5 separate regions of the Homo sapiens genome follow, and all the other regions are linked to region 2. Evidence: chromatin loops called from intact Hi-C (ENCODE). Cell type or tissue: A673. All regions are shown on one strand. Each heading gives the region's core, and the rest is flanking DNA. Links, peaks and the distances in the headings are about the cores only. Region 1 overlaps LOC101928516 (a long non-coding RNA gene). Region 2 has its middle 270 kb from the start of CD109. Region 3 has its middle 160 kb from the start of CD109. Region 4 overlaps CD109 (CD109 molecule). Region 5 overlaps LOC101928516 (a long non-coding RNA gene).

Evidence for each region. Peaks named below come from ENCODE experiments on the same cell type or tissue, not always from the same donor. Only the 100,000 strongest peaks of a DNase experiment are listed, where the experiment ranks them.
Region 1: it touches region 2 in a loop (2.5-fold over the local background); 8 of 110 quality-filtered maps call a loop at or near these places.
Region 3: it touches region 2 in a loop (5-fold over the local background); 14 of 110 quality-filtered maps call a loop at or near these places.
Region 4: it touches region 2 in a loop (7-fold over the local background); 10 of 110 quality-filtered maps call a loop at or near these places.
Region 5: it touches region 2 in a loop (17-fold over the local background); 3 of 110 quality-filtered maps call a loop at or near these places.

What each region holds. Positions count from the first base shown.
Region 1 is chr6:74,407,049-74,413,506 of GRCh38, reverse strand. All of the region lies in intron 2 of LOC101928516 (a long non-coding RNA gene), which reads right to left. Among named protein-coding and RNA genes, the nearest start is that of CD109, 710 kb to the right of the region's middle. In A673, for the core only: a CTCF peak has its summit at 3,864 (motif pointing left); no DNase peak of the experiment used is centred there.
Region 2 is chr6:73,966,425-73,973,073 of GRCh38, reverse strand. No RefSeq gene overlaps it. Among named protein-coding and RNA genes, the nearest start is that of CD109, 270 kb to the right of the region's middle. In A673, for the core only: a CTCF peak has its summit at 2,890 (motif pointing left); DNase peaks (open chromatin) are centred at 2,903 and 4,533; H3K27ac peaks cover 1,194 bases.
Region 3 is chr6:73,853,086-73,858,489 of GRCh38, reverse strand. No RefSeq gene overlaps it. Among named protein-coding and RNA genes, the nearest start is that of CD109, 160 kb to the right of the region's middle. In A673, for the core only: a CTCF peak has its summit at 3,323 (motif pointing left); a DNase peak (open chromatin) is centred at 3,289.
Region 4 is chr6:73,737,136-73,742,135 of GRCh38, reverse strand. All of the region lies in intron 5 of CD109 (CD109 molecule), which reads right to left. Among named protein-coding and RNA genes, the nearest start is that of CD109, 43 kb to the right of the region's middle. In A673, for the core only: a CTCF peak has its summit at 2,847 (motif pointing left); a DNase peak (open chromatin) is centred at 2,815.
Region 5 is chr6:74,571,953-74,576,952 of GRCh38, reverse strand. All of the region lies in intron 2 of LOC101928516 (a long non-coding RNA gene), which reads right to left. Among named protein-coding and RNA genes, the nearest start is that of SNORD156, 550 kb to the left of the region's middle. In A673, for the core only: a CTCF peak has its summit at 1,936 (motif pointing right); a DNase peak (open chromatin) is centred at 1,942.

The sequences.
Region 1 (6,458 bases), core at 1,459-6,458, 440 kb before region 2:
GGTCACCGACACACTATTCAATGAAAACTTGTCTGTCTTGACCTGTCTGTCTTTATGGTACCACTCTGCCTGGCAAAGGTGAACCATCTACAATACAGTCTCACTGGGTCAACAAAACAATTGTTGAAGCACAAGCTCATGTTGACTGTTACATTTCCTGCATATCTTTAATGCACTATAGTATGTATATTTCTATCCTGATGTTGGTATATTCTAACATAAAAATTCTAGAACATAGAAGCTGTTTAACTTTTTAAAAAATACAAATGTAAATGCATGCAAGCTGACAAGTAACAGTTTGCTACAAAAAGGATAATTAATTAGAATTACCACAATATCCTACTCTTCTGCATGAATTCCCACTATACTGGGAATGAAGTCCACAGAATGTTTCATGCCCCCCGGGCTCTATCTAACCTGTCTCCAATTACCTCTCCAGCCACATCTCCTGCCTCTCTCCTCCTACCACTATACTTTAGCCATGTTGTCGTTTATGTTCCTTGAATAGCCAACTTTGTCTCTGCCTTACTCTTTGCACTTTCTCTTCACTCTCCTTGTAATGTTAGTTCCATGGCCTCACATTGCTTATACACTCTTGTCTTTCAGCTCTCAATTCAAAATTCAATTCCTTATTGACTATTCCTTCCAAATTAAATCCAGCATCCTGAAATCCTCTATTACAACACTTCATTTTATGTTCTTCATAGCCTTAACTCTATCTAAAAATCACCCACCATGTATTGGTTCATGTTACATTTTGCCTGTTTATCACCCCGGAATATGAATTGAAGTCTTATTTATTTATTCTCCACTATTTCCCAAACACTATTTCTCTATAAAACTGCCTGGAACACAGCAGAGCTCATTATATTTGCTGGAAAAAAAAACAGTAATTCATAGCATTTATATGCAAAGCATAGACTCTCAGAGGAGATGAAATATAATCACATCTAGATGGTGGGATAAATTGCTGTTGAAAATCTTCAAAATTATTTCCTTTATACGGATGCTTTGTCCATAAAATGTACAAAAGAGATTTATTTTTTGTTTTTGTTTTTGGGGTTTTATTTCCATTAAATTGCCAGTACAAGTCAAACTTCCACAAAGCTTTGCAAGAACTTCCCAGGCCTGAAAAGGCAGCAAAGCTTTCCTCAAAAGAATAGAAACATGCCTCCTTGCATCATCTGTAGGCATAGGCTTGTGCAGGTATAGAAGGCCTAAGTTATGGAATACACTGTTAACTATTGAACTACTAAAACAGGTTAAACTAAAAATAATGGCAAAATTCCCAACTCCCATGGTCAAAGGATCAAAGAGAATTGGAAGTACGGTAGTAAGAGATTACATAAGGACAAGCAGTGTCATATTTTATCTCTTCTTAAATATGCGTCCCATGTTGTAATCTCTGACCTGAAGTCCATCCTATGTTTGAAGATATCTAAGAAACATCCTGTCTAAGATAACATAAGGTCATTTAGGTTTTGGCATGTCTACACTCAGATTTACCCCTCTCCACAAAATGATCCACGCCCTCAGAGACCAGAAAATGTAAAATCATCTTTCATATTTTCTTCTCTTCGTGCCACATGCTCTCATATACCAAATTTCACCCACCCTGCCTCCTTGAAATGTCTTTTGGCTCTAGGCCTTATCTGAGACTAGATTCTTGGAGCCACCAGCTGGCTTAGATCCACATCATCTCACATCAAGACCATGATCTCATCCTCTCCTGAGATGAGCTGATCTCCCCAAAGCCTGACTCTAAACCCTGACTGAGATTTGGAAAGTGGCCTTACCTACTGAACTGTACCATCACCTTTATTCTCAGAATTGTTTATCTGTATAAACAACTTAGAGAAGCAAGCCAAAAGAAAGAATGGTCTAGGGGACTTGTTTTGGTGCTGCACGTGCATAACATTTTAATTAAAATTAAGGGGAGTGTGGAAATCCATTATCCAAATTAAAGAGTAAGATGAAGGGCTGATGAACATTATTGGGGAGATGAGGGCTAAAGCTCACCCAACTCACTCCTTGCTGTCACTGATACTTAGGGCCCATTTTGCTTTGTTTCTATACATACTGGTCGTAGTTTCTTATTTGTGCAATGTATAGCATAGTGTGTGTAGAGCATGAGGGGCTTTAGATTACAAGATTAAGATAAAAACCACAGCTCCTAACTAAATTCCAAACATTTGTTACTACAATACATTTTCTTATTCAAATTTAAACACAAGGACCCATGATGGCATGTATCTCCTTATTTTTCCCAAAATAAAACTAATGTGGCTACCAAATAACCTAGAGTATGACTAAATTATAATTTAAAAATTGTTTTAATTAATAAGCTATTGCCCAATAAAATTTTGTAATAGAAACAATATTTTCAAATGTCCTCAATAAAATAGTTATTTTATTGGTTGAGGAATCTTGATATTTTAAGGAAACATCACAACCAAATTCAAACTTATTATTAATCTCAATGACAAAAATTTGAACCTCAATAAAAGCATTCATTTTAAAGGAAAGTACAAGAGGTTGTTAACAGTTGTGATCAAACCATTCTTAACAGTGGTCCCTCTGATACACTAGCTCAGCTGGCAAGAGTAGAGCCGACCAGCCTGACATTTAAGCTCACCACATGTGGGATAGTTAGTTCCAGTTTGCTTCATGACCACAAATTACATACCTAACTCTTGTCTACCAATTAAAGTGTATGACTTTGGTTGTGAGAATGGCCAAATAAAAGAATGTGGCTGTCTTGTGACAACATCTCTACTGGGAAAAACCACCTCAAACTCTCTGCCTTGTTGATGATGAATCAATAGTGCCATTGATACATAAATAAAGACAGCATTTTAATGCATTATACTAAAGGAGTCTCCAATTGTTTGATGTTAATTTTATAAAGAAAAGAGATGAACACATTTTTGAGAATGCATGAAAATATACATACTAAAATTTAATTTTACTGCTTTCCTAATACATCTCCTTCTTATTTCCAGTGACGATTTCAGATTGATTTCTGTCTATGAGACTAAACAGAGAAATAGAACGGTCCTGTGCATTTGCAAGATGCTGTCTCTTGAGAGTAGTCCCTCAGGATCATTTTTGAGAATATGTTGTATCAGCAAAGCAGAAGTGATCTGCACTCAAAGATTTTATATAATAACTATCAAAACCTTAGATAATGCAGAAACAATGGCAAGATATACTTTCTATCTATATAACTAGATAACATCCCTCCATATTTTAATCTCCTCTGGCACACTAAAAGAAAAAGAGAAAGGTAACAAGGATGGAATTGGAAAGAGAAAGGTAGCAAGGTAACAAAGATGGAATATATCATCTAATCATCTCTTGGTGATTTTTAATTTAATTATTCTTTAATTTATCTACCTCTGAAAAATCCCTGTATTTCAATCACTACTATTGCCACGAGGATGTCATATGTTAGCTTCTGGTAATTATGAGTCTTGCCTATCTGGTGGCACTTAGGATATTCTTTCCTGGAATATTAAGCTTACCCCACTTCATGCTTTCTGCTTGTCTCTATTACATAAACTTTTTAAAATACCATAGTTTGTAGACTTACTATAGATTTTTAAAAGCATGACCAATAACCACAAGCTGGCTACATGTTTTTTGTTTGTGTCCAAATAAACTTCTGTGTAAATATGCATATAAATACTGCATTTAATATCAAGGACAGGTATGAGAAAGAATATTGTACGCAAAGAAAGACTACTAGTCCAGTATTCTAAAAGATCCTTACTCAGAAAGGACCTGGATGAGATGATTCAGTGTTAACAGTCATGCCTGTAATACTAAGGCCTGAATTTCATGACAGCATCATGGACTTTGACTGCTCTCTACTGGATAGAAAATATATGAGGTCTTCTCAAATGGATAAGCATTTCTGAAGAGATTGTTTTTATCTTCTTTCTCTTCTCATATTAAGGTAGGTAAAGATTCCATTTCCTTGCTGTACTTCTTTATATGTAAGCTAACTGTATTATTATGTTATTTTCCACATTCCAAATTTCTGAATATTTTAAGATGATACATATACAATGATATATTTATCATAGCTTTACTTTTAAATGTGCTTTCTCCCAAATTTATTCCCAAGTCACTTCCAGCAAATGACATTTATATTATAATTTCTTTCAACATATATAGCAATCAGTGTTCAACCAACAATGCTCCTATGTTGTTATTATTGAAAAGAAGCCCTCCATCACACACACAGACACACACACACACACACATTCATGAGATACTAACAATGCTTTGATGATCATTTTTGGTTTTAAAACTAACAAAACAATCACAATTTATTTTTGATACTAAAAAGCTAGAGATTAGAGTTTCATAAATGAAATATGAGGCCTATGGGACACTGCCATAATAAGAAGAGGAAAGGTCACGTTGCCTTCCTGATGGAGGCAACTGTTCATTCCAAGCACTGATGTCATAGCTGCACTCCTGTAGGGAGATACTGAGTAGGAAACAGTTTTATTCCTTCATCAGTGTTCTCTGTGCTATTATATGAATAAAAAGTAAAGGCAACTCTGATAGAAAGAAATTTGGTTATGTAAAAAACATAATGAAAACATAATGCAAAATGAAAATTAATACTTAGAGCTTTTCTGAAAATAACACCTAAAATAAGCCTTTTCCAGACATTTCCAAGATATACTTTCTAACTCCTTCTAATATTCAGGATTAAAAAAATCTGTAAAATATTATCTGAATTAAAAGAAGAGTCTTCAAACTGAGATATATGTATTTCTGGGGTACCTGAGGCTTTCTAAGGAATTCCCATGAAAGGATGATATTAAGGAAGTTTATTTCTGGTACCTCAACCTTTGTAAATTCATTTTTCCTACATATTTATCTGTCTGAGACTCTGGGAGCCTCCTTTTATAATGGACTTTTCGCCTATTGTTTTCAACAACCAGATTGGAAAAACCTCATAATTCACGTGGCGACAATACAAAGGTTTTGGCCCTGATAGTTGGGAATTAGCATGATAATAAATGCTGACATACGGTGTTGCTGAACATTGCCTTTCCTCAAAAAAACTGCTGTAAAGGGCTCCAGTTGGTACCAACTCAAGCTGAGAACTCAGGATACACCCTCCTGCCTCACACCTACCCCTGAACAACACTGTGGAGAACCAGCGGTGTTTTGTGTGTGTGTGTGTGTGTGTATATATATATATATATATATATATGTATATATATATATATATATATATATATACTTAGCTTTATTTTAAAAAGTACTTTCTCCCAAATTTATTACCAAGTCACTTCTAGCAAATGGAATATGTGTGAGATACCATATGTGCATATACACACATATATACAAGTATACACAGACACATATGTGTGTGTACATGTATTGAAAGTATATATTTAGAATAAATAATTTGAAATAGAGTGTTTAATTTTACTTTTAGTAGATATTGTCAAATTTGCCTTTTGTAGATGCTGTACCACTTTATATTCTCAACAAAACCAAAGAAATATGTGGAAGATGTTTCTCCCACCTTGTTATTGAAGGTGGAAGAAACATCTTTTTTATAAACCATTAGGTGAAAAATGCAATCCTATCATTAATTTTCATTTCTTCAAATTATAAAATGAAGCATCTTTTCATGCATTTAGGAGCCAGACCAGGTGTGGTGGCTCGTGCCTATAATCCCAGCACTTTGGGAGGCCAAGGCAGGAGGATTGCTTGAGTCCAGTTCAAGACCAGCCTGGGCAACATGGCAAAACTCTGTCTCTACAAAAAAATACAAAAAAAATTAGCCAGGCATGGTGGTGCATGCCTGTAGTTCCAGCTACTTAGGCTGCTGGAGAGCATTACTTAAGCCAGGAGCCCAAGGCTAAGATTCTGCCACTGTATTCCAGCCTGGGCAACAGAGAAAACCCTCTCTCTAAATAAATAAATAAATAAAATTTAAAAATCTATTAAAGAGAGCCAATTCTTTCACGAATTTTTACATTATTTTTCTTATTTTTTTCTACTAAGTTCTATGTTATTCCAAAAATCTGTCTGTCTCCTCATATGCTGTGTCAATTTGTATAGCTTTTTTATTTTATTTTTAATTTTATTTATTTTTTATTTTATTTCCCTGTAGGGCTAGTCTCTCTTCTTTTTCAGAATTTCCTTCAATATTTTTGCATGTTATTTTATTTATTTTTTATTATTATACTTTAAGTTCTAGGGTACATGTACACAACGTGCAGGTGTTTTGCATAGGTATACATGAGGCATGTTGGTATGCTGCACCCATGAACTCTTCTTTTACATTAGGTATATCTCCTAATGCTATCCCTCCCTCCTCCCCCCACCCCATGACAGGCCCCAGTGTGTGAGGTTTCCCACCCTGTGTCCAAGTGTTCTCATTGTTCAATTCCCACCCATGAGTGAGAACATGCGGTGTTTGG
Region 2 (6,649 bases), core at 936-5,935:
TCCTCCTTTTTGTTGATGTTGATGTTATTGCTTTCTGTTTGCTAGTTTTCCTTCTAACAGTCATGCCCTTCTTCTGCAGGTGTGCTGGAGTTTGCTGGAGGTCCACTACAGACCCTGTTTTCCTCGGTATCACCAGCGGAGGCTGCAGAAAGCAAAGGTTGCTGCCTGCTTCTTCCTCTGGAAGCTTCGTCCCAGAGGGGCACCCACCAGATGCCAGCCGGAGTTGTCCTGTATGAGGTGTCTGTTGACCCCTGCTGGGAGGTGTCTCCCAGTCAGGAGGCACAGGGGTCAGGGACCCACTTGAGCAGGCAGTCTGTCCCTCAGCAGAGCTCAAGTGCTATGTTGGGAGATCCACTGCTCTTTTCAGAGCCAGCTGGCAAGAACGTTTAAGTCTGCTGAAGCTGCGCCCACGGCCGCCCCTTTCCCCAGGTGCTCTGTCCCAGGGAGATGGGAGTTTTATCTATAGGCCCCTGACTGGGGCTGCTGCCTTTCTTTTAGAGATGCCTTTCCCAAAGAGGAGAAATCTAGAGAGGTAGTCTGGCTATAGCGGCTTTGCTGTGCTGTGGTGGGCTCTGCCCCGTGTGAACTTCCTGGTGGCTTTAACACTGAGGGGAAAACCGCTTATTCAAGCCTCCGTAATGGCCGACACCCCTCCCCGTACCAAGCTTGAGCATCCCAGGTCAACTTCAGACTGCTGTGCTTGCAGAGAGAATTTCAAGCCAGTGGATCATAGCTTGCTGGGCTCCATGGGGGTAGGATCCGCTGAACAAGACCACTGGCTCGCTGGCTTCAGCCCCTTTTCCAGGAGAGTGAATGGTTCTATCTCGCTGGCATTCCAGGCACCACTGGGGTATGAAAAAAACTCCTGCAGCTAGCTCAGTGTCTGCCCAAATGGCGGCCCAATTTTGTGCCTGAAACCCAGGGCCCTGGTGGTGTAGGCACCCAAGGGAATCTCCTGGTCTGCAGGTTGCAAAGACCATGGGAAAAGCATAGTATCTGGGCTGGATAGCACAATCCATCACAGCTTCCCCTGGCTAGGGTAAGGAGTTCCCTGACCTCTTGGACTTCCCAGGTGAGGTGACACCCCACCCTGCTTCTGCTTGCCTTCCGTGGGCTGCACCCACTGTCTAACCAGTCCCAATCAGATGAACCGGGTACCTCAGTTGGAAATGCAGAAATCACCTGCCTTCTTCATTGATCTCGCTGGGAGCTGCAGACTGGAGCTGTTCCTATTCAGCCATCTTGCCACTTTTCCAATAGTATTTTTTAATGTACATGGGAGGGTATGAATAGCCCAATTCAGAGATCCTGAGCTTTCATTTCTAGACATCCATTAAAAATCCTTAACAGGCCGGATGCAGTGGCTCATGCCTGTAATCCCAGCACTTTGGGAGGCTGAGGCAGGTGGATCACAAGGTCAAGAGATTGAGACCATCCTGGCCAACATGGTGAAACACCATCTCTACTAAAAACATAAAAATTAGCCGGGCGTGGTGGCATGTGCCTGTAGTCCCAGCTACTCAGGAGGCTGAGGCAGAAGAATTGCTTGAACCTGGGAGGTGGAGGTTGCAGTGAGCCGAGATCACGCCACTGCACTCCAACCTGGCGACAGAGCGAGACTCTGTCTCAGGAAAAAAAAAAAAAAAATCCTTAACATCTGAGAATGGCTAGAGTTTTGGTGCTGCACACTGGCAAGCAGCTCCTTCGACCCCAGGCACTTCACTTCTCATTTCTCTCTCAACAGTCAGCCAGCAAGGATCCTGGAGTCACAGGTGTGAGATGCAGGTGTTGTTCATTTGTCCTCATGATATTCAAATCTGACTAATGAGGAGAGTTTAGTAATTGTCAAAATTTCCTAACTCTCACATTTCAAAATTTCAGAGTTCTTGCTAGAGCCTCATTTTCAATAAACTAAACCAAATAAGGATACAAATGTTGAAGGCAGCAAATATAAAGCTTTTAATAAGCCCGTATGCAATATTGTTTAGTTTTTTTAATGTAACATATATAAATTCCAAGTTATAATTCTGAACACCATAAGTTAATTGGGCAGTGTTCACCTCATCTCATTCATAGTGATAGGGAAATAAGTGATTCTAAAGAAGGTATGGGAACCAGCACAGTTGAATTAATCTCATTCATTTTACCATCCATTTCATCTGTGAATCTTATTAGCATACCTGGAGGAACAACCACATATGAAAAATGTAGCAGAAAATAAGAAAATGCTCATAACTAGGGCAGAGGAAGCCTAGCAACCGCTGAAGCTGCACAAACAGTAGCATCTGACTACTTTGGGAAGTGAGCGCACTGGAGTAGAATAGAGATTTGCTGAGAGGCGTTGCAATCATCTCAAACACTGACAGGAGTGTCAAGTGGAAGCACCGGCATATATGATACAGTGTTCACCAAGCTCTCTCAAAGAGCACTTACACACCTGTAGGCAAAACTGTATTTCACATCATTGTATTAAAAAAAAAAAAATTCTGAAATTTTAAACTGCAGGTTTCATATACATAAAAACTTGTGTGGTTTCTCCATTTCTCTGAAAAAATACATTTTTCCTCATTGTAGTTTATTTTAATTCCCATGTTAGGTCAGGACACTATTTATAGTTTAAGAAAATTAGGGGGAAGAAAAGGTCAGTATAGGGTTCAGTGTGGTAGTGGAAAAATATCTGGCTGGTATATTTTACGGAATGTTTTGCAATCACTTTTAAAATCTCTGGAAAGCTAAAGCTGAAGAACTTTATAGAAATTAAGGAGTTATTGGCAAGGCCTGTTGACTGAGACAGGTCAGTGGAAATATACCAATCACCACCCCCACCCCCGCCAAAAAAAAAAAAATAAATCATAATTCAGGTTCTCCCTTTTCTTTCTCTAACAGTTGCCTGCCATCTAGTGGATGTAATGCAGTCAAGTCAGCAAGTGCTTTCTTTCAAAGCAATCAACGGTGCTTATTGAGTCATGCAATAATGTCATTTGAATAAAAACAAGGCCAGGAGCTTATCCTACAGCACACCCCCAGAATAAAACCATCTCTGGTGAAGACTTAAAGGAACTATGAAAAGACAAAAACCAGATCATTTTTGTGCTTGGCTAATCAAAAACCAATTCCTTTTAAAGCCAAGCACATTAAATAAAAAGGGAATTGCTATTTTTATGCTGTCTTTGCATGTTCTTGTGCTTAGTCTACAAATAACTTTATTTTGCTTCAACATATTATAATTTTAACATGTGCGTTAAAAATCATTTAATCAATAATTATCTACTGAGCACCTCCAATGATAGATACCACAGAAAATACAAAAAAGTAAGAGATATAAGCCCAGCTCTCAGATTTACAACCTAGTGAGGAAGAAAAAAAAATCCAAATGCAACAGCTAGCAACTGTGCTAACTTACGTGGTCCAAAGGAAGCAAAGATCAGTGAGGAGGAGAGAAACCTTCATAGTGACACTTGAGGACTTGAGGTGTATTTTGAGGATAATTAGAGACAAATGACTAAGTCCCTGGGCCTGGAGACAGTGAAGATGCTTTTTACACGAATGGGGAATTTATATCTTAATATAAAGCAAAAGGAAAATGAATCTATAATGAAATAGGCTCACGAGAGTTGTCATTCCAGGTGAACCTGGCCATACTGTAGGCTGACCAAATATCACCTAAGCACCTAATGCAACATCATGAAGATCTTTATGAAAGAGTTAAACTATATTGCAACCACTATCTGAGCTCTTAGATCCCTCATTATTTGCCGACAGTTGAGCAAATACTGCCTAATTGTAAGTGGAAACAAATGCCCTAATTGGACTCTAAGAATACTCTTGCAAGACTTCCTGTTAGCCAAAGAGAAGCTCTGCTTGCCACACTCTTAAAATGTCTGAGAAAGGAAATCGGAGTTTATAGAGCCAGGTGCACTAGTGAACTTCCCACTCATCCTTTCAGGTGTTCCCTTTTGCCAACCGGTGAGGCCAAACAGCCCTTTGGAGGCTTGGGCTGCTTTCTAGGGCCAGTGTGGAGCCCTCACCCTTTTCAGGGGCTGATAACTGTTCTCCTTTCATTTCTCCCAAACCAGCTTTTTATACTTTAAACTACTATTCAGCTCACTTTAATATGAATTTTAAAGTGCTTTAAATTTTAAAGCAATTCTTGGTTCCATAGTTAAATTTTTCTGTTCTCATTTGCCTGTTCTTTGATTTGGGACTCCATCCTATTTATAGGGACTACATAACAATGATTAGAATTATCATTTTTTAATCCACTCTCTACTTAAGTTCTTTTATGTAATCCTGTAAGATGAGTATTGTTATCTCACTTTTACAGACAAGAAAATCGGAGGCTATATAAATTGCCTGACATTACACAGAGAGTAACAAAGTAGGGATTTGATTTTAGATTTTTCTGATTTCAAATCGTGTGTGTGTGTGTTGTTTGTTTTTTACTGAGCCCTGCTGCTTTCTACTAAGGAATACATCTTTTGTCCTTCTGTCACAGCTGTAGTCTTTATATACATTTCCTCATGACTCACAAACCTTGATTTAATCAGATTAATTCAATATGGAAAAGGCCTTTTAGGTCAGGGAGTACAACTTCCTGCCAAGACTAGGATTTTTCTCTATAAAGCATTTATTGTTCCAAACACATTTATAATAAATATTACATTTTTCTATTGCATACCCCCTATGAAGCCATCCCAATATCCAAGATTGCCATGTAAATGCTGTCAAATATTTCCCAACTCCCATTTCCAGCCTCTTACAGTTATAGTTTCCCACCCTCCAACTTTTCTGCTTACCAAATAGAAACATTCTTCCATTTCTACTCAAGGGAGTAATTTTTTCAGTGGCTAAGCTATCACTTAACTGCAATAGAGAGACTAGGTTAACAGACACTTTGTCACTAGCAAAAGACTTTGCAAAGAACAAGGTGACCTGAACCAAAACCTTAGAGAGGCTGGGCATTCTCGGGGGCCCCACTAGTGGTCACATTTGTGGTAAATACTTGCTCCTGAGGTTCTTTAGGAAAGAGAAGTGGGCAAGGACCCATGTGAGTCCCCAGTTCTCAGAGAATTATTAGCTGGCCTATTGAAATAGCATATTCACTGAAGGGTTCCTAGGGAAAAGAAAGTTTTAGTTCCCTTTGAGTGTTTCCCAAACATTAAAAGAACTATTTCACTGGGCCACAACCACATAAATTGCATTAGAAGCAACTTGTACTCTGTCCCAATCAAACTCTACCAAGCTGAGAGGCCTAGAAGCTCAAGGTCCTTATAAAGAACAAAAAACCAAAGTCAGAGTATCAGAATCTTCCATTGGGTTCTCCTAATTAAGCAAGAGATTTACAATAAGGTAGTGAGTATTTAGAAGACTTCATTAAAAGTTGTAGTAATGTTAAATACACACATTAGTTTAAAATTTGAAAGGGATATTAGGTCACCTTGGTGAGGGTTAATTATTTTCATGACTCTGGTCCCCACAAAGACAGCAGAGAAGATCATAGAAAGCCAAAACCAGAATCAGAGACCAGAGGCAATGGCTGCCACGTCTCCATCAGTGCAGGCAAAAGCCAGAAAAGCCAGATGCCCTGTATTAATCCGTTTTCACACTGCTAATAAAGACATACCCGACATTAGGCAAGTTACAAAAGAAAAAGATTTTATTGGACTTACAGTTCCACATGGCTGGGGAGGCCTCACAATCATGGCAGAAGGCAAGGAGGAGCAAGTCACATCTTAAGTGGATGGCGGCAGGCAAAGAAAGCTTGTGTAAGGTAACTCCCCCTTTTTTTTTCTTTTTTTTTAACCATCAGCTCTCCTGAAACTAATTTACTATCACGAGAACAGCTCAGGAAAGACCCGCCTCCATCATTCAATCATCTCCCACTGGGTTCCTCCCGTAACACGTGGGAATTATGGGAGTACGATTCAGGATGAAATTTGACTGGGGACACAGAGCCAAACCATATCATACCCCTTCTACTGGAGATACATTTTACAATGAACAAAAGATAAAAGATTTTTCTGAAACTTAACTGGGGCAGGGGACAGGGGGTTGGGTGGAAACTCACAATTTCTGGGTTCCTGAAAATCTGTAAAGAAACAACTTAACAGTAGCTAAGAAGACAGAATCAGAGAGCCCTGAGTTCAAATCCTACCTTGCTACTTTCCATCTTAGAAAAGTAACTTGACTTCTCAGAACCACACATTCCCTGTTTAAAAATTGGAAGTGTTGTGAGGATAAAATGAAATAATGTCTGGAAGCACTTGGCACACTGTCTAGTACATCCTGTGAATTCAATAAATGGCATTTACCAAAACCGAGGGGGTTTACTAGTGTTGTTGCCATCTCTAATTGTCCATTAACAAAATAGACACTGTATATAAAAATTTTAATCTAGTATGGCAAAACCCTGGTCCATCTTTACCAACCTCACCACCACTTCAGACACACCAGAGGGCTGCTCATCCATTGCCTTCAAAATCGCATCAAATAGGCTATTCAGTACATTCATGCACAAAGTCAACTTTAAATCTATAAAAAGTATAGCAGAGTCTACCAGACCTCCTACTTATATAAGTTATTAAAGTCTGATCTGGCAAAGACCACTGGAGGCAAGCCTGTACTCTGACAAACTCAGATTTATCGATGT
Region 3 (5,404 bases), core at 405-5,404, 110 kb after region 2:
TGCTCACTGATTGGAAAGATGTCTGTCCTGAATTGCAAGAGAGCCAACTAGAATGCTGATATAAACTTGGTGATTAAGAATGTGGGCACTGGAGTCACAGTGTGGGTTCAAATCTCACATCTGCTCTTAAGAAGCTATATAACATTGGGAAATAACTCAACAACCCTAAGCTCATCTTTAAACTAGGGACAATAATTGTACTTTCTCCATTTGGTGGCTAGATGAATTAAGAGGCAATAAATTTAAAGCATTTGCTTTCCATTTAGTTAAGTACTAAATAATATTTTGATACATATTAGTTGTATATTTGAAGATAATATCAAGTTAAGAATACAGAATGACATCCCAGATAACATTATTCCTGAAATGGCATTGTATTATTTTATCATCAAACTCCAGTTTTTACTCTAGATTGCTTTCCCCAAGCAAAACATACATCTTCAACGTATGTGATCACACCAGGAGCTAGGGGATTGTGGATCAATTCTGAAAGATTTAATCTTGGTCAATAGGATTTGGTGAAAGTCAGGTGAGTGAAATGAGGTGGCAGGGTGGTATAATGGTTAGTAATACATGCTCTGGAACCAGATCGCTAGGATTTCAGTCCAGGTTATACACCTACTATCATGTGATATATAGTTCACCTCATTTGTCAGTGTCTCTGTCTGTAATATTGCACTTACCCTGTAAGGCATTTGGAAGGATTACCTGGCATTAAACATGTAAAGAACTTAGAACAATGCCGGGCACATTGTAGTCAAGCAATCAATGTCAGCTGCTGCCACAAGTGGCACATGGTGGTCAGCAACAGCTGCCCTATTGGAGAGAAAACTGGACAAGTGTTACAGATGAGCCCCTTGACAATGTCATATGATGATTTTCCTTTCTCACAGGAGCAGAGTCCATACTCTGTGATTATTAAGCAATTGTCATCAACATCTTGGTGTTCTTTTCCCAGGAAATAAACGGCCCTGAGGAAAAGAAAATGAAACATCTGGACTCTCCTGCTCAATGCCCCTTTGTTTAAAATTGGGATGGCTTGCTTCTTTCACGTCCCCCCAACATTAGAGAGGATTTATCCTTCTGTGTACTGGATAAAGGAAGAGGGTAGTGATCTGGCACACTGGCAACCTGGCACAACATATCTTTCCCAAAGAAGCAGTAAAAGGAGTTACACCTAGACACACACAAACACACACACACACACTCCTCTGAAGCACTCACTTTGTCATGCTTTCAAATGCAGGCACAGGAGAATCCTTCTATTTCAGCCCTTCAACCAATAGGCCACAAAGTTCGGGGTCCCAGAGTCCTTGAAATAACCCCACTTTCAACACAGGGCCTGCAGACAATGCAATTAACACCTAATATTGCTCAGCACTGTCTTGAAGTAAAGAACCTGTAGAAACCTCTTTTCACTGGTCTCTGTCTCTTGTACCTTGACACTTCTGTATCATTGCAGAGTAAGATCTAGCCAAGAAAGTGAAAACATCCCAATCTGGGGAAATGTGAAAACAACTTGGATGCAGGAAACCTGTTTTAGCCCCTGCCCCAACTTTAACCTTGTAACGTTGGGAACATTACTCGGCCTCTCTGAACCTGTTTCTGGTTTCCTCACCTGAAAACAGCTGGGTGAGAGAGTCAGTTCTAAATTGATAATAAACAGATAAGTCCCCTACTTGGCCTTCTCCTTCTACCTAATCACTGATAGATTTGAAAGAACTCTGTCAAGGGGGAAGCTTAGAGTGCAGCTCTCTGTAGCATTTTATGGGAAAAGAAATACCAACTGTCCCCTCTTTGCACGGGTCCTACTCTGAGTGGAATCCCCATCACCCTTTAAGGTGGCAATGAACAAACAAAAGCTCTCATGAGAAAGGAGGGCTAGGCCCTGTGACTCTAGCTTTTTAACCCTGACATTCAAATTTCTGCTTTCAACATCTCATCTATTAAAGCTACCACTTCTACACTGGCCTCACCTGGAGGCATGGCTCTGCCATTACAATTTTAACTTCCTTAAATTCCATTCAGTATAGCTGAAATAGGTCCAAAACATTTAGAAATCACTAACATCTAAGGGAAAACAGAATAAGGAAAAAAAATGGGCAACTAAATAATCTGGTTTAGGTGGTGTAGTTCACCCATCTTCACCCTTCTCCCTGTTTCCCAGCCTGTCTGTATGGCAGAGGCATCTTAAACCCCTCCTTCCTGAGAGCATCCTCGGGTGTATCTAAACATCCCTGCCCAAAGTCAAGACAGCAATACCCAGAGAAAGGCAAGAGCTCCCTCTCCCACCTCCTGGTTTCCAGTTTTCTTTCTGAAGACCCACAACTTCCCCAGATGATGGCCCCAGGAATTACTGTCTCCTTTAGGGAGATGAAACTCCCACCCCAGGACCTTCCCTCTCTCACCAGGACAAGTGTATCACAAACAAGTATTCAATTGAAGGAAGGGAAAAAGAGGATGGCTGGGCCTTATGGAGGTAAGCTTCCTTCATTATGGTATCAAATCCAGTAATGCACTTTCCTGTTAGAGAATTTCTAGACAGTCCTCCCAAACGAGAAGCGTTTCCTGGATTATCATAAAACGTGTCTATATAGAAAAGCTAGTTCACAATGAAAAAGAACATGTGGAAGGTGAGTGCTGTACAATGAAGATAGGCTTTGAGAAGCCCTCCAGGCAACCAAACCTCCACTAACAAGTCCATTTTGCTGTTTTTTCTGTTATGTTTATTCTTCTCCAGCTATGACTATAAAAGAGGACGCACTGGGGAGAAACATACTTCAAGTACAAAGCAAAAGTAGGTGGAAAAAGATAGTAATAAATACGTGTTCTATGATTAATCAGGATTCTTGATTCCATTAGGAGATTAAAATTCCACAAATTCTAGGTCAAACTTTACTTGCCATAACTTATTCCCTAACCAAAACAGGCTAGAGAAATGACAGTAGAATCTGGCAATAGTACCTCTTTCTAAACTGTCCAAAGGTTAATGATCTCTTCAGTTTTGAAAATCAGGATTTACTTTTATAAAGTCAAAAAGAAACTCCCACTCTGTACGTGGTTTTTTTTTTTACTCTAAGAATAACAAATTATTATGCATAAATTACATGCCAAAAATAAGAATGCATCCTAAAAAGTATGTGGTAACAGAAGTAAGCAGATTATTGTAATAACCTTATCACCTGTTTTCCCAGAAAAGAGAAAAAGCCCTCCGATCTCATTTCATTCTTAGTATTCAACAGGAACATTAAAATTAGGCAACAATTTGGGGGAGGTACTTTCTTCCCTCTAATCCTCTTCTGCCCCCTAGTGGTCGCATATTTTTATGTCATACAAGATAATTTCCATTTTGAATATCTGGTTGTTATATTTCCACCATTAGAGTAACTCTATTGTATTTTACCCCTGTCATAAACCTTAAAACCAATTTAATAAACACATCTGACTACTCAATAAAACTTCACGATTATTTTAGTACTTACATATTGTGTATTAACTTACAACAGCTTTATCTAAAATATTTTCCCTGGAAAAAGCCCAGAGATATTCTGGGTGAAATGACATTCATGTGGTGGGCTAAAGGTTCAGAAAGCATGGAATATCATATCCTTTTAGAATTCAAAATATACATTGTTATATTAAAGATAAATCCTACAGCAATGACATTTTTTGTGATTTCCTAAACTTTGCCATTAAATACTTTTTTTTCACGTTAGACCTGCTAGCATCCTATAAAATACCATTTGGGGAAGTGTTGGTATCTAAGCATTATTCTCAACCCTATTGTTTTCTCCTGAGAATGGCTGAGGATTTCATTCTTTGTGACTCTTCTTCCTTTGTCATGCCTATTATGCCCCAATATATCAACTTCAATTATTTTATTTGAACACTATATCAGGTTGGCAAAGTAATATACACTCCATAGCTAAAACTCCAGCAGGGTATCAAAACCAAATCCTTGAAATGCTGCTCAGCAGTAAAAGGAAATGAACATTGATACACACGACAGCTTGGATGATCTTAAGTGCATTTTGCTCAATGGAAAAAAAATCATCAAAGCTTACATACTGTATGATTTCATTTGTATAACATTCTCAAAATTACCATTATCAAGACAGAGAATAGATAAGTAGTTACTAGGGATTAAGGAAGGATAGGGAGGGGATGACCCTAAGCAGCATGAAGAAGTCCCTTTGTGATGAGTAAACAAATCTGTGTCTTAACTATAAATGGTAGTTACATAAATCTGTACCTGTGATGAAAATGTCCTAAAATTATACAAAAAAACATGTAAAAATAAATGCTTGTAAAAAGAACTTGAAGCCAAGTAAGGTCTGTAGTCCAGTTAACTGTTTCCTGCTAATCAATGTTCTGCCTTCAATAATGCACCATAGTTAGATAAGATGTCACTGTTGGGGGACACTGGATGACAGGCATACAGGACCTCTGTGTACTATTGTACAACTTTTTGTGAGTCTATAATTATTTCAAAATTAAAAATTTTTTAAAGTAAAATTCTATGGCCCACACCAATGTTCACAGTATGAATTCCTTTGGATTTTTCTGAATTCCTCAATAATGTTTAAATTCCTCTAAATTACAAAAGAAGAAAAATAGGAGTAGAGTGTTATATAAGAATAATTAGTTAATACGTCATTATTCTGTGCGTTGGCAGATTACTCACAGGTCCTGACTATCTACTGGTTCTCCTCACTGGGATGAAATGAGATGAAATAAGCTTCACTCAAATGAATCCTTGATAAACACAGACACACACACACACACATTTTCACTTTCTCAGTCTTTCTTCATCTCAATAAGTGCCTTTCTCCTATCCCCTAGTTACTAAGGCCAGACATTTTTTCTTTTTCTGGGCTCTTCATATTTAGAGGTAAGGCCAGACTTTTTGAATCTTCTCTTTTCCTCACTTCCTACATCCCATCTATTCCCAAGTCTTACTGATAATACCTCCAAAATACCTCAAGTCTGCACATAAAGAATATACAAAAGGAAATGAGAATTCAAAGGAAACAGAAAATGCATCTGACAAATGGGAGAGTGTGCGAACATAGAAGGCAAAGGAGGGGGCAGAGCAAGAGGGCTGAATAGAAGCCTCCACTGATTGTCCCCCCTGCAGGAAAGCCAAGTTTAATAACTATCTATACAAAAAAGAACATCTTATAAGAAGCAGAAATCAGGATACAGATACCAGCTCAACCACAGTGGAGTACAATGCCAAGAAGGCTCTTGGGGTCCTCAATTCTGGGCCTTGGCTTGTGGATGACAGTTTTGGACCTGTCCTGGTCCAGAGAGGAGTCCACTGCCCTGAAGGGTGAGTCCCAGGCCTGGCAGCATTCACCACAAGCTCACTGAAGAGCTCTTGGGCCTTAAGAGAACATTGGCC
Region 4 (5,000 bases), core at 1-5,000, 230 kb after region 2:
CAAGATGAAAAGAGTTACAGAGATGGATGGTGGTGATGAATGCACAACAATATTAATGTACTTAATACCACTGAACTGTACACTTAAAAATGGTTACAATGGCAAATTTTACGTTATGTGTATTTTACTACAGAAAATAAAAAATGGAGGGAAAAACCATTTGCAGGCCAGGCACAGTGGCTCATGCCTGTAATCCTAGCACTTTGGAAACCCAAGGCAAGTGAATCACCTGAGGTCAGGAGTTCGAGCCCAGCCTGACCAACATGGTGAAACCCCATCTCTACTAAAAATACAAAAATTAGCTGAACATGATGGTGCACACCTGTAATCCCAGCTACTCAGGAGGCTGAGGCAGGAAAATCACTTCAACCTGGGAGGTGGAGGTTGCAATGAGCTGAGATTGCACACTGCACTCCAGACTGGTCAACAGAGTGAGACTCTTTCTCAAAAAACAAAACAAAACAAAACAAAAAAACCATGTGCAATTATTTGAGAAAACTGTCAACACCAATCAAGAGATAACATACCTAGAGATAAGGTACCTAGAGAACTATATTGCAAAGAAATGAAAATAAAGGAATGTCTAACTTTTAAAACACATTATCTTCCTAAGGTGTATTTTCAAGTCAATTATTAAATCAGAACATATTCCCACACTCAACTTATAATGTACCTAAAGTATAACGGCCCTATAAAACACACTTCTATGAAAAGATGTTACAGCTAAAATATACCTCTGCCCTCTGAGAGGAGGGCTTGGTGCTCTAGACAAAGAAATGATGAAAAAGAGCAGGGCAATCAAAGTATGGCAGAAGTAGAAGACTTGGTCACATTCTCAAGAGAAGAAGTACAATCCCCAAAGTAGCAAAGAACTATTCACACTAGAATATGTGTGTCAATTAAGCACACGTATAAGTAGCACAAAAAGAGCCAGGGCTCTTACTAAACTTTACTGATTTTAAGAGGTCTTAAACATTATAATCATCAAGAGTTTCTTTGCAATTTGATTAAACTAGCATTGTAAAAAAAAAAAAAGTCTATGTATATATTGAGAACTTATGATGTCCCACCATCATATGCTGAACAATGACAGAGATAAAACATAAGATGGAAAACCAAGGTGGCAGGGTAGAGAGAACCTTGGATTTGGTGTCAAAAGGCCTGAGTTCTAATCCTAGTTTGGTAAGTTGTGGGACATTGGGCAAATCACTTAACTAATCCCCCAAAACATTTGTTTCCTTTCTTGGCCAGGCACAGTGGCTCATGCCTGTAATCCCAGCACTTTGGGAGGCCGAGTAGGGTGCATCACTTGAGGTCTGGAGTTCAAGACCACCCTGGCCAACATGATGAAACCGTCTCTACTAAAAATACAAAAATTAGCTGGGCATGGTGGTGCATGCCTGTAATCCCAGCTACTCAGGAGGCTGAGGCAGGAGAATCGCTTGAACCTGGGATGTGGAGGTTTCAGTGAGCCGAGATCACACCACGGCCTGGGCAAAAGAGCGAGACTCTGTCTCGAAAAAAAAAAAAAAGAAAGAAAGAAAAGAAAACTAGAAATCATACTAGACCAAAATAATTACTCACCATTACTATCATAAAAAACCTTGAAGGTGAAAAGCAATACAATACTTGAAGGGCAAACAATTTAGATTAATCCAGAAAGGTTAACACGGTATCATAAAGGACTTATTCACTCTTACTCTACAAACAAACATGTTATTAATACAAGTGGAGAAATGCCAAGGAGCCGTCAAGTATGTTTTACTTAAAGGATCCTTTTCCTGACCTAGGACAAAGGGTAACTGAAGAATACCACTTTCTGATTACCTGTATAGTCATTACAAATCAAAGCTCTGATAACTCCGGTAATTCTTAAAGAGATTGTCCATCAGTGGGAATACTCATATCATTCCATATTTTTTCTACAGACAAAATGGAATTTCAAAACTCTCCCAAAGGCTGTGTATGATGGCTCACACATGTAATCCCAGCACTTTGTGAGGCCAAGGCAGAAGGATTGCTTGAGTCCAGGAGCTCAAGATCAGCCTGGGCAACATAACAAGACCCTGTCTCTATGAAAAGGAAAAAAAAATTTTTTAACTAGGCAGGCGTAGTGGCACATACCTGTAGTCCCTGCTACTCAGGAGGCTGAGGCAGGAGGATCACTTGAGCCCAGGAGTTCGAGGCTGCAGTGAACTATGATTGTGCCACTTCACTCTAGCCTGAGTGACAGACGACAACCCTGTCTCTTACAAATTAAAAAATTTAAAAAATACTTCCTTTTTTTTTAGCCAGAGTATCACTCTGTCGCCCAGGCTGGAGAGCGGTGGCATGATCTTGGCTCACTGCAAGCTCCGCCTCCCAGGTTCACGCCATTCTCCTGCCTCAGCCTCCCGAGTAGCTGGGACTACAGGCGCCCGCCACCACACCCAGCTAATTTTTCGTATTTTTAGTAGAGACGGGGTTTCACTGTATTAGCCAAGATGGTCTCGGTCTCCTGACCTCGTGATCCGCCCGCCTCGGCTTCCCAAAGTGCTGGGATTACAGGTGTGAGCCACCACGCCCAGCCAATACTTTCTTGAAAATAAATATTTTCCTTCCCTGAGTTTTATATTGAGAATGGTGACTGCCACCGAAAAGTAAAAATATAGTCTCTAATGGTGGGCTATTTAAATAATAAATACATTTCCTCTATGTTATTATTCACTACTAAAAGAAAAGGGGTTTAATAACAAGAAATATACAGTCCTTTAATGCTGCGCAGTAGTCAAAGAAAAACAAAAGCCAGAGACCAAGGCCACAGTTGCTTCTCATAACATTTCCTTGGTTATACTGACCCCTGGTGGTTCTAAAAGGGCTCTTTTTTTTAAGGGGCTTATTTTTTCTTAGCTGAATGCCTCAAATTAACATACCTCAAATGACAAGTACCTGATCAGTATACTTGTCTTCAAAAAGATAAAGATGCTTTATAGAATATACAAAAGGGAAAATTGCATTTGGTTCAAGACAAATTATTGCTATATAGTTTTCACACATTCGTTTTAAGAAAATACTGCTTTCTACTTACATGCAAAAGCACTGAACTTGGTCCCAGGAATAGAGAGGTGAGCAAGACCAGAAGGTCACCAGCTTTACAAAGGCTACTGTCTATCATGGACCACTAATTAAAAGTGAGATGAATGAATTAAGGGAAGCACACAGTACTATGGGAATGTCTGGAACAGCCAGGCCACTTTAGAGAATGGCTGCAGGTTAAAAGCAAGTAGCGAGAATAAGGAAGAAAAAACATTCTCAGCAGAGGGAACAGCATGATGAAAGGCTCTAGAATGAGACAGATCGGTGAGTTTAAGAAACTTAAGGGACATAAGATGTCTAAAGCATAGAGTTCAAGAGGAAGGGCGGCACTTTACAAGACTGAAAAGTTGGGCAAGGGCCAGATCCTGCAAATGCTTTTCATTTTTTAAGCACCTAAATTTCCTTAAGAGCATTTGTTTTCTATAAAAGCAATATGACAAGCCAAGTCCACAAACCACAACATGATAAATCCTATAAATCTTTCAAAGTATAATCTCACATCTTCTGCAAAGTCTCCCTCTGCTATTCTATCCCCCTCTCTTCTGGTACTTATTCTGTCCACCATTCAATGAACAAATTAATCCCTCAGCGCCTGTTATCCAGCTAAAACTGCTCTTGCTGGTCATTGTGCATAGGTGGCATCTGAATGGACCAAAAATGGACACCTTGACCCAGGGCGGCCCACCCACAGGCTGCCAGCCACCTGTGCAGAGGCTTGCTTTAAAGATTCTGGGCATGATGGTTATTTAGCTAAGCTAATGGAATCAGAAGAACTGAAGAACACCTCAAAGGTTGGCAGAAGAGTGAAAGGAGAACAGAGCAGACCATGGGAGACAGAAGGAGCAGCTGGCCCCAAAACATCAGTGCTTGTGCTAACAATAAACCCTCTTTATCACCAAGCTGGACTGAACACCTTACAATTCCTCTGCTATTGCACTGCCCTGTGTTTGTCTGTCCCCCTTATGTCATTTAATTTTTATCATATTGTTCATGTCACCATGACAATGACCTTTGAAAATGGAGGTCATATGTTTACCTTCTTTGTATTCATCACAGCCATAAAGTCCTTAACACATACTGGGTTGGTGGGTGGGTGGGTGGATAGAAGGATCGATGGATGGATGGACCAAAAAAAGTGATTCTTAAGAATTTAAGTGGGAACTGAAAATAATATTCAAACTACTTTAAACTCACAACGTGCTTCCTAATCTACACCGCCATCATTCTCCACATGCTCCAGTAACATCAACTTCTCCCAAATCCCCAGACACATAACGTTCTCTTCCATTTTCCCTACTCCCACACAAATTTTTCCCTATTTTCTAAGTTTCACAAATGCCTACTCTTTCCACTTTCTCTACAAGCTCAGATATAAAGAATTCCACTTCCCCTAGAACTCATCACATCCTGCTCTAGGCTGCCATTTATAACAGTGGTTATTATTACACTGTTATAAGTAAGGAAATAAGCAAAGACCTCACTGAAAATTGTCCATGACTTTAATGGTTATGCATTACATTGTTCTCTAACAGTATGAGCCCCTTTCATAATATTGCCTCAAATGTTCTTTAAAACCACATCATACATTCATTCGGTAGAGCTTCTGCTACCTTAAAAAGAATAATATTGGTAAACACATCATACAAACACCCATAAAGATGCAGGGTGGCCATGAAGCAAATATTGAGAGTCCATTGTGCCTCCAGCACTGTTCTCATTCATACAGGTCAATTCACACACGAGTCCCACCTACTCAAGGCTCAGCAACAATGCTTAGAATAAGCTACAATTTCATGCATTTCATATTACATATCTTCCCCTTTAGATACAGAAAAAGTTGATTATATCTTATATGTTTATATGTCACATAAATATAGAAAAATATAAAGGTTTACATGTTATATACTAAATGACCAATTTATATC
Region 5 (5,000 bases), core at 1-5,000, 600 kb before region 2:
CCTCCTAGGCTCAGGAGATCCTCCTGAGTAGCTGGGATTACAGGCGCCTGCCACCACACCCGAATAATTTTTTGTATTTTTAGTAGAAATGGGGTTTCACCATGTTGGTCAGGCTGGTCTCAAACTCTTGACCTAAGGTGATCCACCAGTCTCGGGCTCCCAAAGTGCTGGGATTACAGACATGAGCTACCGCAGCTGGCCTGAAGTGTATTTTCTAAAATAATCTATAAGTTCTCCATATAAGATCTTATTAAATACTTGAATCAATGACAAAACAATAAAATAATTTGTTTCTGATGCCTAAGAAAAATAAAGCTTTGCTAATAGTTACCATATTTGTAGATACATAGAATTTCAATTTAAAGGTTATGGTAATGGTTGAATTTTTCAACGTATTTCTTGATGGAATTTTTCCATATATAATCTGATTTTTCTGATGAATTATTTAATCTGTTTCAATGTGCTTTAAAATTGGGGGAAAAGGTTATGATAATGTATGGAAGCAGTATGGTGCTGTTGGTGACTCAAATTTAGGTATATTTATTACTTGGGTAGAAATTGAAAGAACTTGTAACATTTGCATTCTTTTGTATATAATTAAATACCACATGTATATATAATTTTAAATTTTTGCTAGCTTTTCACACAATTAACTTATTTGATCCTCTTAACAAATTCATAAGGTAGATGGGGTATATTTATTTTTAATACTATTTTGGAGACAAGTAAACTGGCATTAGAGGGGCTATATGGCTTTGGATTATGGTCTCATAAGTCATGCTCACTGGCACCATTCATTCCTTCATTCAAAAAATAGTCATCCCACTATGTTCCCATCACCCTTCTAAACAATGGGAATATGGTGATGAGCAAGATAAAAAATGTTTCTAAACTGATGTGCTTTAACCTCTGTTTCATCTGATAATAGAGATACCAAAGCTAAATAATTGTTTGAGCCTTGGATATGTTATTAGTACAGCGACCATAGAACTTATTGTCCAAACCAGGATACTTAATTATGAAATGAGGAGCTCTTTAAAAATATGCTGGTTCAAGAGGCATAAACTAGGGACTCTCTTGCAAACCAATCAGACTAATGGTCACCCTATTTATGGAGGCAGTCCCTTGATAAGCAAACCACTAGAGAACACCATCCTACTTATTTTTTAAAAGTTTCAGTCTATGGAATCAACCTAAATACCAAAGACTGGATAAAGGAAATGTGGTACATATATACCATGGAATACTGCACAGCCATAAGAAAGAATGAGATCATGTTCTTTGCAGTAACATCATTGGATCTGGAGGCATTATCCTAAGCAAGCTAATGCAGGAACAGAAAACCAAATATTGCATGTTCTCACTTATAAGTGGGAGCTAAACAATAAGTACACATGTACACAAAGGAGGGAACGATAGACACTGGGCCTACTTGAGGGTGGAAGTTGAGAGGAGGGTGAGGATTGAAAAGCTACCTATCAGGTAGTATACTCATTACATGGTTGATGAAACAATCTGTATGCCAAACCCCCACAACATGCCATTTACCTATATAAAAAACCTGCACATGTACCCCTGAACCTAGAACAAAAGCTAACAATAAAAATTAATAAAAGTTACAGTCTAATAAGAATTTCAAAATCTGACCTTCATTATTTTAGGGACTTCTGAATACACTGCTTTCCTCTATCAATTAAACAGGAAACTGCAGACTGAAGCAATAGGATGTTTTTGGGTGTAAGAAATAGAAAACTCAACTCAAAACTTGCTTATTCAGTTAATAGAATGTAATATCCTAAAATGTCTACAGGTAAAGCTGGCTCAGGTAGAGGCTTTATCTAATGGCCCAGCATCGACACGAAGGACCTGGTTTTGGTCTATCTCCTCGTTTGTTTTGATATAGGCTTCATCACAGGCAGTTACGCCTCAAGACCACCAGATGGCTTCCATAATCTCTCAGTTCTACAAATTCCTATAGTCCCATCAAGTAGGACAGTGTCATTGTCTTAGCAGAAAAAGTTGTTATAAATGTTCATCATTTATAGCGGCTAAGTTTATTTGACTATTTTGAACCATTCTCTGCATCTGGAGGATGAAGTGTGCTGATTGGCTTATCCTAATGTGATGTTTAATACTGAGTGTCAACTTGATTGGATTGAAGGTTGCAAAGTATTGATCCTGGGTATGTCTGTGAAGGTATTGCCAAAGGAGATTAACAGTTGACTCACTTAGATTTACTACCATATTTGGTAATGCAACTTCTTCTGCATGTGTGTGTGTGTGTGTGTGTGTATATATGTGTGTGTGTGTGTGTGTGTATATATATATATAGTTTGTGTGTATATGTATAATATATGACTGCACAAAGAACAAGCCAGTTTCTAAAACATCTTCTACAGCTTCTACTATTGTAACATTTATAAGGAAAAAGCTGTTTTTTGTTGTTATGAATATGTATTTGAAGCCCTCTAAAGGACAGTCACTGGCAAACAAGGAATCAGACAAATATTGAAAAACTTGTGGGTACAACTCAGTCAAAGAGTCGATTCTCCTAATAATTATCCAATTTTTTATAACCAAAATGTGGTTCTAAACTTTCTCAGAGACCCTCTTCTATGAGAGCCAATAATATAGCTAACTGTTAACAACCCCACAATACCAGGTTTACCCTTTAAATACAAGATGGAGTGCATAAACGGATGAAATGCCATGTACCCTAGACAACATGATCCATTTCCCTGGATCAGCAGCCCTCAAAATGCCTTGTCATTAATCCACTTGCAAGGCTCCCCAAACATGACAACAATTCTGGAAACCCCAAACCCCAGTCGACTTGGATAGGATAGCTAGGTCAACCTCTGCATCCATTTTTTATTTTCTCCCTACCATCATAAGTCCACAAAAAATGTCTGGACCTCTTTATGGTACAAGCCTAGAACCATTTCCAAGCTACCCAGAATGGCATTCCGCATGGTAACCGGAGTAGGGTGAAAGAGATGGCAGAGAAATTATTCACGCCTCAAACAAACTAAAGACTTTCCACCCTGCAATTTGGGCTTTCCTCAAGGTCCTACAGAAAGAACTGCATTCAGGAGCTTGGGTGGTCCTGTGTTGGCAGGGGCCAGAGGAGAAGTGAAGCAATGCATGAGGCACTAGAGACAAGCTTACAGAGTTAAATGCAGCTAAGATACTAACTCATCAGTCAACATCCACGCCTTTCTGTTTTGACGCATGCCGTTTTAAATTTAGTGATTTGTTCTTGGACAAAATGCCACATAATACTTTCTTTCATTCTTGAGTTTTCCATTCAGAACACTGTGTTCTAAAAGATACTAGTTTCCACCATGAAAAGCAATCATTGGTATGATTATGTGAATGGAAGATAAATCATTTAAATTTCTTTCCTTCTACTCTTATACTAACAGGATTAAAAGCTATAGAATGAAAGAGTAACAGGACAAGGACAGTCAGTACACAAAGGAAGAAATAAAACAACTCCATTAGTAGCCAAAGGAAAATCAAACTCATCACCACACAGTATTTTTACGTATTATATTGGCAAAAAATGAAAAATAATTGAAAATAAATTAGAAAACATCCAATGTTGTTTAGCATGTAAGGAAACAGACTGTCATTAACTGCTGATAAACATGTAAAGTGTCATACCCTTTCTGGAAAAAGATTTGGAATTGTCAGAGATATTTGATACATGCATAAAGGAATTTATGTGTCAAAGAGTATAATGTATTTGTAAGTGTTTATGCTGAAGTCAGAATATACACAGAGTTGTTTGGTTGGATGTCTATTTCGATTGGACAGCCCCATGCTGTACTAGTTGTAAAATATTTTTATTTTCACCCCCACATATATGCCAGCACTCATTTGAATATATTTCTCACACTAAGCATATTAGTATAATTTTAAATGAATAATTGGTAAGTGGTAAATGACATTTCTCTGATTTAGTTTTTATTTATATAATTGTTGGTAAGATTAAACATATTCCCATGTTTACTCAACATTGTAATTTTTTTGAACATTGCCTATTTATATTGTTTGAGTTCACTTTTCTATTGGAAAGTTTATCTCTCAGTAATTCATTAGAGCTATTCGTACATTATGAATAGTAATATTTTTAATAGCTATCTTTCCCACTTAGTCTTGAGACCAACCATAATTATTTCTTCATTTTATAATTAAAGTATTTTGCAATTTTCTCTGCAGCATAACCATTTCTTCATTATGTTTGTTTTTGTAAAAATACAGAATTTGAATTTTTTCTGTATAGTCAAAAATCACTATTTCTTCTCTCTTAAAGTCCTCCTATTTACTTAGAAAATTCTTCATGCCAAACAAAATAAATACTAACCTACCATTAATTTCAAATATTTATCTCTTTAATACAAGTATACTTTATTTTGTGTGAAGACTTTTTTCTACAGAAAACAACTTTACTCCACTCATGATTTGTGATTTTATATTTGTTATAAAAGAAGTCCTGATATATGTACGAGGGTTTGTTTCCTGGCTTTCTAGTTTGTTCCATTCTTCACTTTACCTATACTTTCACGAGTACTCCTAATTAGAATGATTCTAGCTTTTTCTTATCCTGTAGTATCTTACATGTCATATCCCTGGTTTATTTTTTTCCAGCATTTTTGTTTATACTGACACATTTTTATGTCTACTATACTTATAAAGTACTAAAAATAATAATATAATGTTTTGATTTAACATTAGAAGGAGCAAATTTATCATGATTAGTCTTTTTATCCAGGTCTATGATATGCAACTCCCTTTACTCAAGTCCTTTAAAATGTTTTATTTAAAAAACTTTGGAGTTTTCTTCATATTAGTCTTGGTTAGATGGTCATATTATTCTTAGGTGGGTTTCTTTTATTGTTTTTCATTTTTGTTTTATCTTAGAGTGGTAATTTAGATTTTCTATAATTTTTTATTGATTCTTGCTTAATACATATTTGTTACAACTTACATTGCAT